Linked DNA regions of Homo sapiens: region 2 is linked to region 1. A link is a contact called in ENCODE Hi-C or POLR2A ChIA-PET data. All regions are on one chromosome and are shown on one strand. Each heading gives the region's core, a stretch centred on a gene start or an enhancer-like site at or near the end of the contact. The rest is flanking DNA. Distances are from core to core; before and after follow the strand shown. Region 1 holds the start of CARD16 (caspase recruitment domain family member 16). Region 2 has its middle 28 kb from the start of CARD18.

Region 1 (5,728 bases), core at 3,104-5,603:
TATAGGAGGGGCCTCATTATCATTCTTACCTTCTAAGATGCAATGCCTGGTGTAGAGAGCATGCCACTATACCTCTCATTTATAGTAGTCATAAGCTATAGCCCAGAAGCAAGGTAATGTTAAAATGTACTTTTTGGTAAAGTGCTTCTAAATTATTCATATGCTTCATTTCAATATGTTAAATAAACATTAATTTCATTTTATGAATAGGAACAACAGGTAAAAAACTGACTCCAATTCTTGGTAAACACAAGTTGGAGAATTGGGTGAGAAGCAAGAGTCCACTTCAATACTTGCTCAATGGGATGTGCTTTTTTCCAACTGGGCACTACACTGGAAAATCTGGGTTATACAAGCAGACAAAATGGCTTGTTTGTGTCAGTGGGAAATAAATTCTAAGAGACAGACTGGGTGAAGACTATGATAATTTATGAGTTCCAGTTTGCAACTCTTTACCTAAACCTGGGATTCTAGGATATAGAGATCCTTTATGCAAGGGGAGCAGAAGTATGTTCCTCCAGAACCGCTCAATAAAATTGGTTCTAAGAAAAAGCCACTGCATTTCAAAACTGCCTGAAGTATATCTTTCACTCCACTTTATTATTGTATTCTGAACATGGCACCTCTGCAACTTTTGTTTCCATATCCTTTGAGCGTCTTCTAGAAAGCAAAGCTTGATTCTGCCTTCTGGGCTTGAGCATGTGGGCATAGCTGGGTTGTCCTGCACTGCCTGAAGAGCTGCAAGAGACAAGGAATATCATGAACAGTGGTATCCCTCTTTGTTCTTATAGCCTCACCTATGGAGGAAGCTACAAAAGAGGAAATACATTCCTAGAGGACAATCCTAATCTAGTCATTAACATAGTTGAGTGCGTTTGCTGCTAATGGAGCACATTTCAAGCCAGAGATTTCTAGGTATGCATTACAGGGAGGATCTACTTTCATATTTGAGCATAAGTATTTCTACAAGCATCTTAGATAAAAACAGAGAGGAAGCTTTTCAAGGCCATGCATGATAAAACACTCAGGAAACAGTCAATGAGTGATATAAAATAGTTAAAATATGATTTGTTTTCAAAGGATTCAAACCCTAGGATAAAATTTAATGGGAGCAGGTCTTAATTAACACTAATTAATTTTTAAAATATGTGTTTATCCTTTTATTTATTTACCTAATAGACATGGTAGTAAACACTGGGAATATTTTTTTAATGATCCCTTTTCCTGTCCTTCAGCATCTCCTCCTACAATGTATACATATGGGAGGACAAGAATATTGAATACGTAAACTAGAATAAATATAAAATAGAACGATGAATGCTAAAATCATGGTGTGCTCTAGATGGATTCATAGCACTAAACATTGCTTTCACGAACATATGAGGAAATGTTTTCACAGAGTTTATGTGAGAAAATCTTTGAGGCTTTTATTTCATCACAAGATCAACACAATCTGACAATGTGATGCACTTGTTAAAAAATTAATGTGATGTTTGTTTCAAGATAGAACTGAGGTTTCTAGATATCCAGAGGATCTTTTAGAAACTATTAAGGCAAAATAATAATATTTAATTTTGCAAACAAATTTGAAAAACTGCTATACAATCAGATAAACAAAGGCAGCATGAAGTGTGTTGACATGGAGAAGAACTAATTAGAATGATTATATTGGAGAAAACTATAAAATAATAATTTAGTAGAAGAAATGTTTGGTTTCTTTGTAAGGATTTGTGAAAGCAATAGAGAAAAACTAAAGAAAAGCATTTGAGTTATTTTTGAGAATACAGTATTTGGTTATATAGTGAGTATCCCATGCTGTGAAACATTTAAGAAAACATTCATGAGGTAATCATCCTTAATAAATTCAGTAGAGTAATATCTGAACTTGATAAAAACATGCATTTCTAGCCTCTAAATTGCTTTCAAATATAAGTTTCTTTTATTTTAAGGGGGGCACTTAAGGAATAAGAGTTCTTTAATAAAATAATAGAAGTAAGAATGAAGAGACATTTCCAAATTTGAGAGAAGAATGCATAAAACTTGGCCATGGCTTGAATATTGGAGGTGCATGAGAGGAAGGGGGCCAAGATGAGTTTCAAGTTCCTGGATTGAACAACTGGTGATGGTGGCATCAAAAACCAAGTTACACAAAACTGTAAGAGAAGCAGGGTGGGGAAGAATGGCATGTTCAGCTCTGAAATTGTTTACATAAATGTGTCTCTGGAAGATGTGAGGGAATATTTCAGTAGTCTTAAATGATGAAGTTTGGTACTTATTTGGGTAATCAGAATTTGAGATACAAATTCAGATTTTGTTAGTATAAATAAGAGTAGTAAAGCTTTGGGAACAGTTTCTGCAAAAACAGAATAGATTAAAAAAGAAAATTATATGATCAGTCTATGGGAATTCTCCATAGCCCCTTCAAGCAGAGCTCATTCCACTAAATTAATGTTAAAGAAGATGGGGTTCAAAGAATGCTCTTCATTGAAAAACAACATTACCTGGGAAGGAAGAAAATAGTAATTGGGAGTCTTGTGTACTAAGCTAATTTCCAGGTATCGGACCTATAAAAAGATGAAGAACATTGAAATAGCCACTTATCATCTCTGGAAAACTTTACAGCAATGCATAAGCCACTCCTCACTGCAAATTCCTCCCACAACCCTGACTAAATGACAATAAATAATGTTCAAGTGCACCAAAACTCCCATCCTCACCATGCTGTAGGTTCAAGGGATTATAAGAATGGGCAAGCTCATTTCCTGAGCACTGTATCAGGCCCTAGGAGGGCTGCAGATGATGGAAGTCCAGGCCTCCCAGTATGATCTGCAGCTTGGCAACAGACAAGCAGATCTTACTCAAAAGAAAATGCATGGGGGCAACGGGAGGAAAGAGCCCTGTTGAAATCTTTACTATTCTGTAATCATTGAATGTATTTCCTGAACGTATCATCGTCACTTAAATATACTTTATTCTTCTCTGAGGGCAAAAGTTTGAAAAGAATTTATAAAAAGTATTTGAATACAGACCCTAAAGCTCATGTCAAACAACTACATAAGGGCTTAGGGACACCCTGGACACAAAATAATAAATCAATCAATAAATATCGTGCCTTGCCAGGAACACTGGAACATATTGTATGAAGCTTTCTAGATAGTTCTCATGACCTTAAGGAAATTAGCTACCATGTACTCAGAACAGAAAATGAACTTTAATCAGAAGAGGGCACTGAGGATGAAGGAACACAAAAAAGAGTCAAGGGACATGCAATAGGGCCTCTGCTACAGAAATATGGCCCAAAGGCAGAGATAAGAAGATATTCTGCAGATTAACATGACTAGTAAAGAAATCAAATGTTAGGCACGAAGACAGGCCCTAGGTGAACTTGAGTGTGAGTCACTGACCCTTACCTGCTGAGAGTCCCAGCGTCTCTGCCAGGTAACTGTCTTCTTCACAAATGTATGTGATGCAAATTTGGCATGCCTGTGCCCCTTTCGGAATAACGGAGTCAATCAAAGCTCGGGTCTTATCCATAACTGTAGCATTTTCACGTTTTACTTTCTCCATCTCTTCCTGGTTCAGCACCCTTGTCTGTAATAATTCATCCAGTAAGCCATTTATTGTACCTTCACCCATGGAATGGATAAACAGCTTTCTCTTCTCCTTCAGGACCTTGTCTGTTTGGAGCACAAGGATTTCTCACATCATGAAAACAGCCTCATATTCCTCTCACGTCATCAACAGAAAGTGACCTCATTTAGATTTCATCAGTGAAATGTCCCCCTCCTCACAGTTGGGTAATCCCTCTTCTTACTGTATTGCTGTCCTACTTGTTTCCCTCAGTAGTCCCCATATATGTGCATGGAGTGACCTGAAGACTGAGTTTACCATTTCCACATCAGTCCCTGGAAAGCAGAGATCATCCTCTTGTGTCCCATGTTTATTTAACTCTGAATAATAAAGTAATGAAGCAGAAATAGCCCATTTCATTTAGGAACCACTGCTGCTAGTACTCCTCCTGTGCCAATTCTGTACCCTCTGTCAGACTTACGACAGGTAAGCAAGGGTTTAATTAAGATTGCAAAATGACAGCAGGCTACCCCTAAAGTCTCTGTTCCTTTCTGGGCTTGCCTTTTCTTTCTAAAGCCTGCAAAAATCTTCTAGTTCCTTCTCTCCTCCCACTCCTCCCTCTCCCTCACTTCTGCTCACCTAAACTTCCACAGATACTAATTATGGCTTCCAGAAGAGCCAGCCCTTTCCACAACTCTTTCTTCCCAGGGACCTGTTCTTGGAACAGTAAAAGACTCACCGGCCATGGCTTTTCTCTCCTACCCTTCTTGTGTGGGCTGAAACTGAAAGTATGTTTCGCCTTCCTTTTTGGCAGGGCGTGTACACATATTGGGAAACACCCACTGCACATTCATATGCATATCTTTATTTTTCTTCCCAGAGAAAGAATCAGAACTGTAGCCTGCATCAGAGAGTGTATCCAAGGGAATTCTTTTTTCTCCAGCCCTTGGATAGATCAGGGTAGGAGGGGAATGGGGCTTAGAGAATAAGCCCCAGGATTGAGAAAGTATGTGTACAGTTAAATTCACACAGTGAAGAGTTTCCCATTCATTCGAAAACTTGACCGAAAAAATTAACACAACCTTTGGAGAATGTGAACCACTGTTCCCTTGACCCCACCTCACAGCTTTGGGGAAAGTTTGTGGGAAATATATGTCCCTGTGAAGCAATTTTGCTTTAAGAAATGTAAACATTTTTCACCAATATTAAAGCTTTTCTTATTTAATGTTCTTCCTTTCCTGATGGCTTTTTTGTTTTGTTTTGTCTTCTGATACATGATGTCACTCTGTTGCCCAGGTTGGAGTGCAGTGGCATGACCACGGCTCACTGCAGCCTCCACTTCCCTAGGCTGAGATGATTCTCCCACTTCAGTTTCCTGAGTAGTTAAAATTACAGGCAAATCCCATCAGGGCTGGTTAATTTTTGTATTTTTTGTTGAGACGGGCTCTCCCTATGTTTCCTTGGCTGATTTTGAATTCCAGCGCTCAAGCGATCCGCCCATCTTGGCCTCCCAAAGAGCTGGGATTACAGGCATGAGCCATGAGCCACTCACTCATCTTGGATGGCTTTCTTTTGAGGGACATTGCATCACAGAGGCCCAAAGCATAGACTCTGAACTCAGAATGTTGAACCTAGCAAGTTAAACTCACCTTCCTGGGCAAGATATTAAACTTCTTTATACATTGGTTCCTCTGTCTGTAAAATAATATTATTAATAGTACATACACATCTACACAGTTTTGAGCAGTATTGAGATAAAAATGTGAAAAATGAATGGAACATTGCCTGGCAAATGGTAAGCAGATAATGAGGGATATTACTATAATTAATAGAAATATTTCAGTTTAGAAAAATAATCAAGGATGATTATTTGCAGATTTTTTAGCTAAGTTTATCTTTTGTTAGAATCCTCAAGCAGTGCCTCCAGTCATTCATTTAGCAAATATATGTGGACAACATGGTTCTCGGTGTCAGGGGTTCCATCAAAACATATATTATGATCCTTTCCCTCTTGCTCGCACATTCAAGAGGGAAAGATACACATGAAACCTGGTATGTAATATGTAACTGGAATATTTAGAATGTGAAAATATGCCAAGCGATGAGAAGAATAAGAAATTAATTGGAGAAGTGGGAGACAAAGTATTGCAGGACTCAT
Region 2 (5,229 bases), core at 861-3,360, 66 kb after region 1:
GCAATAATAGCACAACTGTATTGATTGGTTTTAAATATTAAATCAGAGAGAGTGCATGAAATAGCTATCATACGGTAAGTATTTTTCAAAGAAACCGTTATTATAGATTATTTTTTATTATTATAATAATCACTGAATGAAAGCTGCAGTGTTAATAAAAATGGAAGGAATCAATTAGAGGAAAAAAACTCATCAGGACCACAGTTTTGGTTCCACGTAAGGTGATGTAATGCTTAAACACATTATAGGATACAATTCCTCAGGAGTTTAAGGTAACAATAGCTGTCTACACTTGTTTGTCTATAATTATCAGACCATGACTTGTTTTTGACTAGTGGCTTTCAATTTCTCCTATCTATTATCTAATGATCCCTTGATTCTGAGCTTAAGTTAAATGTTATGAGGTGAGATATAAAACCCGGATACAATTGATCTATAGGGAGAATCAAAGGAATAAAGAAACTCAACAACAAGAAAATATGACTGAAGTAAATACAGTAATTTTTTATGAAGCTGAAATCATGCTTTACAGGAATTAATGGAAAAAATGAATACACATGTTTCAGAAGGTAGAGAAACTTGTCTGAAAGTTCAGATTTTTTTTAAGAAAGGCAATAAGGTGCCACTGTATGTCCATGAGCAAAGTTAATTACATTAATAGATCACTAGCAGGTAAGCAGAGAGAGTTAACTAACTGATCAACCTTCCTAATGACACTAATATGCAGACAAACCTATGCCAGGCCAGTTTCATAAGAATTATCTGCAGATCTTCAAATGGCAATAAATGCCTGCAGGATATTTAAGATTGAGCTATTCAGGGTGAGGAAGGGGGTAGTCATCAGACATTTTTATATGACTACAGATTACTGTGATATTTTATAAGGTTTAGAATCCACTGATCTGGTTCAATTTCTCCCTTTTCCTATGAGGAGAATGAAGCCAAAGAAGCGTTATGACCTGCTGGAATACTAGCTGCCTAAGTAACTCATGACTATCTCTTAGGCTTTTTCAGCTTCGTTATATAAGACAGGAGACCCAAAAGTTGTGTGCAGAATGGATCGGAGAGTTAAGTCCTGGAGAGAGGGAGACCACTTAAAAACAACAACAGCAACAACCACACAAATGTGATAGTTACCTATGAAATATTGCATTAAAGTAGTCAGTACCTCGACCAGAGAAAGGGGTAAAAATGGAATCACTTTAAACAAACCAAGGATATAATTCACAATAAGAGATGGCAAAGAGGTTAACAATTCAGAGGCTCTCAGGTCTGATTCTGGGAGGAATGTTTATGATCCGGGCAATTAACTTGGAATCAAGAGAAAGATTTCAGAGTGCATTTTGCAACTTCCAGGCTTGTCTCACACAAATAACTTCCTCTACCTTTCTTTACCCTTCCTTTGATTAACAGAAGCTGAAAGAAAGGAACTAACTTCTTTCTGGGTCGAAGACATCTGGAAAACATAGGATCTCCTTCAGTGTCTTTAGCACCAGATCCTGTGATTCAAACTACACACAACCAATAAGAAAAAGAATTCAACATGCGTGCTACCGGTTCACCTCCTTTCTTGTGTTTATTACACATCAATAAATCAAGTGTTTACTGAGATCCTACTCTCAAGTTCCTAGTCAGAAAAGGAATCACCTGCCGTAGGTAACAGCCTGTGTTCTTTCCTACAGCATTGAAAAGAGCCTCAGACTAAAAAATGAAAGGAAATTGTGTATTTCTTTATTGTAAAGGGCAGAAACGTGCAATTACAGATTGTGAAACTGCTGCTTAGAATTCCAGGCTCATTGTAAGGAAGTGCCTTGTCGTCAGCAAGTTGGCATCCAAGTACTGGAACTTAGTTTCTTCCTGTGGGAGGAAAAAAAAAAAAAGAAAAAGACAAAACATTGTCCTGTGGGTTGACACCTCAGCCTGTTTCTTTTCCTTGTTTCCTGTGGCCCCTCTACTTCTTCTATCCATCTGTCTCTTCTCTTCCTGATCTCTCAGTTTTTCTTTCTCTGATCACAAAGAACCACAATGACTGAAGGAGTTTAATCTCACAAGTCTTCTTTCATTTCCTCATAAGAATTAACCAAATAGTTCATATTTCCTGCTTAAACTGTCTTACTGTATCATCACGATGTTTTCCCCTCTCTATCTCCCTTTTATTGGAGATAGTGCTGCAAGAACCCTGCGGTCTAATCCCTGGCATGCTTTCCTTTTACTACCTAAGATGGCCATAACATTTCATTTTTACTGAGGGTGAAATTTCACCTTTGCTTTTTAATATCCCCTGAATGAAAGCTGATTGTAGAAGGAGTCTCAGGCTGTAGTAGAATTAATGTGTGATTATACAAAAGAAATATGCACAGAAGAACAGTAAGTAAAAGGAGAAAGAAAAAGCCATGATGGCTGAGTAGAAACAGCTCCAGTCTGCAGCTCCCACAGAGAAAAACACACAGGGCGAGTGATGTTTGCATTTCAAACTGAGGGACCCAAATCCTATCACTGGGACTATCTAGGCAGTTGGTGCAACACACAGAAAGCAAGGAAAAGCAGGGTGGGACGGCAGTTCACCCAGGAGCTACACCGGACAAAGGGACCTCCTTCCCTCAGGCAAGGGAGGCAGTGAGGGACTGTGCTACCCACCCGGGGTACTATTTTTTCCAGGATTTTTGCAGTCCAGGGCTCAGGAGATCCCCTCGTGAGCATATACCATCAGGGCCTTGGGTCTCAAGCACAAAACTGGGCAGACCCACGGCTGCTTTTCTGGTCGGAGGCTGTTTGGGCAGGCACTGAGCTGCAGGAGTTTTTACATAGTCCAGCAGCTCTCGGAACTCTAGTGAGGCAGGAGTCCATCCACTCCCATGGAAAGGGGGCTGAAGCCAGCCAGGGAGCAAAATGGCCTTGTTCAGTAGGTCCACTCTAACAGAAGCCTGCAAGCTTAGATCCACTGGATTAGTACCCCCCACAGGCCAGCATAGCAGCCTGGTGTAGGCCTAAGATGACCGACTTCCCCAGGGGAGGGGCGACTGCCATTACTGCAGCTCTAGTCAGCGGTTTTCCCCTACGAGTGCTAGGGAGGCTGGGCAGATTGGACTGGGCAGCAGTCTTCACAGTGCATCACAGCCGCTGGAACAGATCATGGCCAGAGTGCTCCTTTAGGTGGGACTGGGATCCATCCCTCCCCACTGGGCAAGTCATCCTTGCAGGAATTCCACCAACACCAGCCAGGAGTTTACAGACAGAGCTCTCATTTCCCTAGGACAGAGCACCTGTGGGGAGGGGCGGCTGTGGTCTCAGGTTCAACCAACTTAATCTTTCCTACGTGCTGGATCTGAAGAGTCCCAGCAATCCAGACAAGGGGGCTTCCCCAGCACAGTGAACCAGCTCTGCTAACGGATAGCCAGACTACTTCCTTAAGTGGGTTCTTGATCCCTTTCCTGCTGACTGGGTGAGACCTTTCAACAGGGGTCACCAGACACCTCATGCAGGAGAGTTCCGACTGGCATCAGGTCAGTGCTCCTCTGGGATGAAGCTTCCAGAGGAAGGAGCAGGCAGCAACCTTTGCTATTCTACAGCCTCCTTTGATGATACCCAGGTGAACAGTGTCTAGAGTGGACCTTGGGCAAACTGCAGCAGATCTGCAGAAGAGGGGACTGATTGTTAGAAGAAAAACAAAAAACAGAAAGCAATAATAACAACAGCATTAACAAAAAAGACCCTACAAAAATCCCATCCAAAGGTCAACAGCTTCAGGATTAAAGGTAGATAAATCCGCAAAGATGATGAAAAACCAATGCAAGACCGCTGAAAATTCCAAAAGCTGGAATGCCTTTTCTCCTTAAATGATTTCAACACTTCTCCAGCAAGGGCACACAACAGGGCTGAAGCTGAGATGGATGAACTGACAAAAGTAGGTATCAGAAACTGAGTAATGACAAACTTTGCTGAGCTAAAGGATTATGTTCTAACCCAATGCAAATAAGCTGAGAACCATGATAAAAGATTACAGGAACTGTTAATTAGAATAACCAGTTTAGAGAGGAATACAAATGATCTGATGGAGCTGAGAAACACAGCATGAGAGCTTCATGATGCAAACACAAGTATTAATAGGCGAATCTATCAGGCAGAAGGAAGAATATCAGAGCTTGAACACTATCTTGCTGAAATAAGGCAGGCAGACAAGATTAGAGAAAAAAAATAAAAGGCAATGAACAATATTCCAGAACTATTAGACTATGTAAAAAGACCAAACCTACGACTGATTGAAGTACCTGAAAGAGATGGGGAGAGTGGAACCAAGTTGACAAACATACTTCAGGATGTCATCCAGGAGAACATCCACAACCTAGCAAGACAGACCAACATTCAAATTCAGGAAATTCAGACAACCCCAGTAAGATACTCCACAAGAAGATCAATCCCAAGACAGATAATCAGCAGATTCTCCAAGGTTGAAATGAAGGAAAAAATGTTAAGGGCAGCCAGAGAGAGAGGCCAGGTCACCTACAAAGGGAAGCCCATCAGAATAGCAGCGGACTTCTCAGCAGAAACCCTACAAGCCAGAAAATTCTGGGGACCAATAGTCAACATTCATAAAGAAAATAATTTCCAACCCAGAATTTCATATCTGGCCAAATTAAGCTTCATAAGTGAAGGAGAAATAAAATTCTTTTCAGACAAGCAAATGCTGAAGGATTTTGTCACCAGCAGGCTTACCTTGCAAGAGGTCCTGAAGGAAGCACTAGGAATGGAAAGGAAAATCTGTTAGCAGCCACTACAAAAACATACTAAAATACACAGGCAAATGACACTATGAAGCAACTGCATTAACAAGTCTGTGAAATTAACCAGCCAACATCATGATGACAGGATCAAATTCACACATACCAATATTAACCTTAAAAGTAAATGGGCTAAATGCCCCAATTAAAAGACACAGAATGGCAAGTTGGATAAAAAGACAGGACCCGTCAGTATGCTGCATTCAACACTGTTGGTGGAAATGTAAATTTGTTCAACCATTGTGAAAGAGTGTGTGGTGATTCATCAAAGATTTAGAACCAGAAATACCATTTGACACAGAAATACCATTACTGGGTATATACACAGAGGAGTATAAATCATTCTATTATAAAGATACATTACATGCATGCATATGTTCATTGCAGCACTATTCACAATAGCAAAGACATGAAATCAACCCAAATGTCCATCAGTGATAGGCTGGATAGA

What was found. A loop is a pair of places that touch in the nucleus more often than their neighbours do. ChIA-PET counts read pairs that join two places held with the same protein, here RNA polymerase II (POLR2A). Pooled maps may share reads with other maps.
Region 2: a map of endothelial cell of umbilical vein shows a loop between it and region 1 (8-fold over the local background). The contact joins the enhancer-like site here to the promoter of CARD16 in region 1. A Hi-C loop is called at or near these places in 4 of 168 maps with a recorded cell type or tissue (CD14-positive monocyte, PC-3, endothelial cell of umbilical vein and 1 more) and 11 of 50 pooled maps. POLR2A ChIA-PET finds 5 or more read pairs at or near these places in 3 of 52 experiments (CD4-positive, alpha-beta T cell, CD4-positive, alpha-beta memory T cell and T-cell).

The regions. Positions count from the first base shown.
Region 1 is chr11:105,040,982-105,046,709 of GRCh38, forward strand. It overlaps CARD16 (caspase recruitment domain family member 16), which reads right to left and starts at 4,354. Exons shown (of 4, transcript NM_052889.4): 1 at 4,310-4,354; 2 at 3,411-3,677; 3 at 2,502-2,564; 4 at 582-738. The coding sequence starts at 4,316. The coding sequence ends at 2,545.
Region 2 is chr11:105,108,726-105,113,954 of GRCh38, forward strand. No RefSeq gene overlaps it. Among named protein-coding and RNA genes, the nearest start is that of CARD18, 28 kb to the right of the region's middle. Within about 2 kb of position 2,111, at least 3 of the 41 ENCODE cell types and tissues checked have a DNase peak (open chromatin) inside an H3K27ac peak, as active enhancers do; they include PC-3 and endothelial cell of umbilical vein, where a contact is called at or near this core.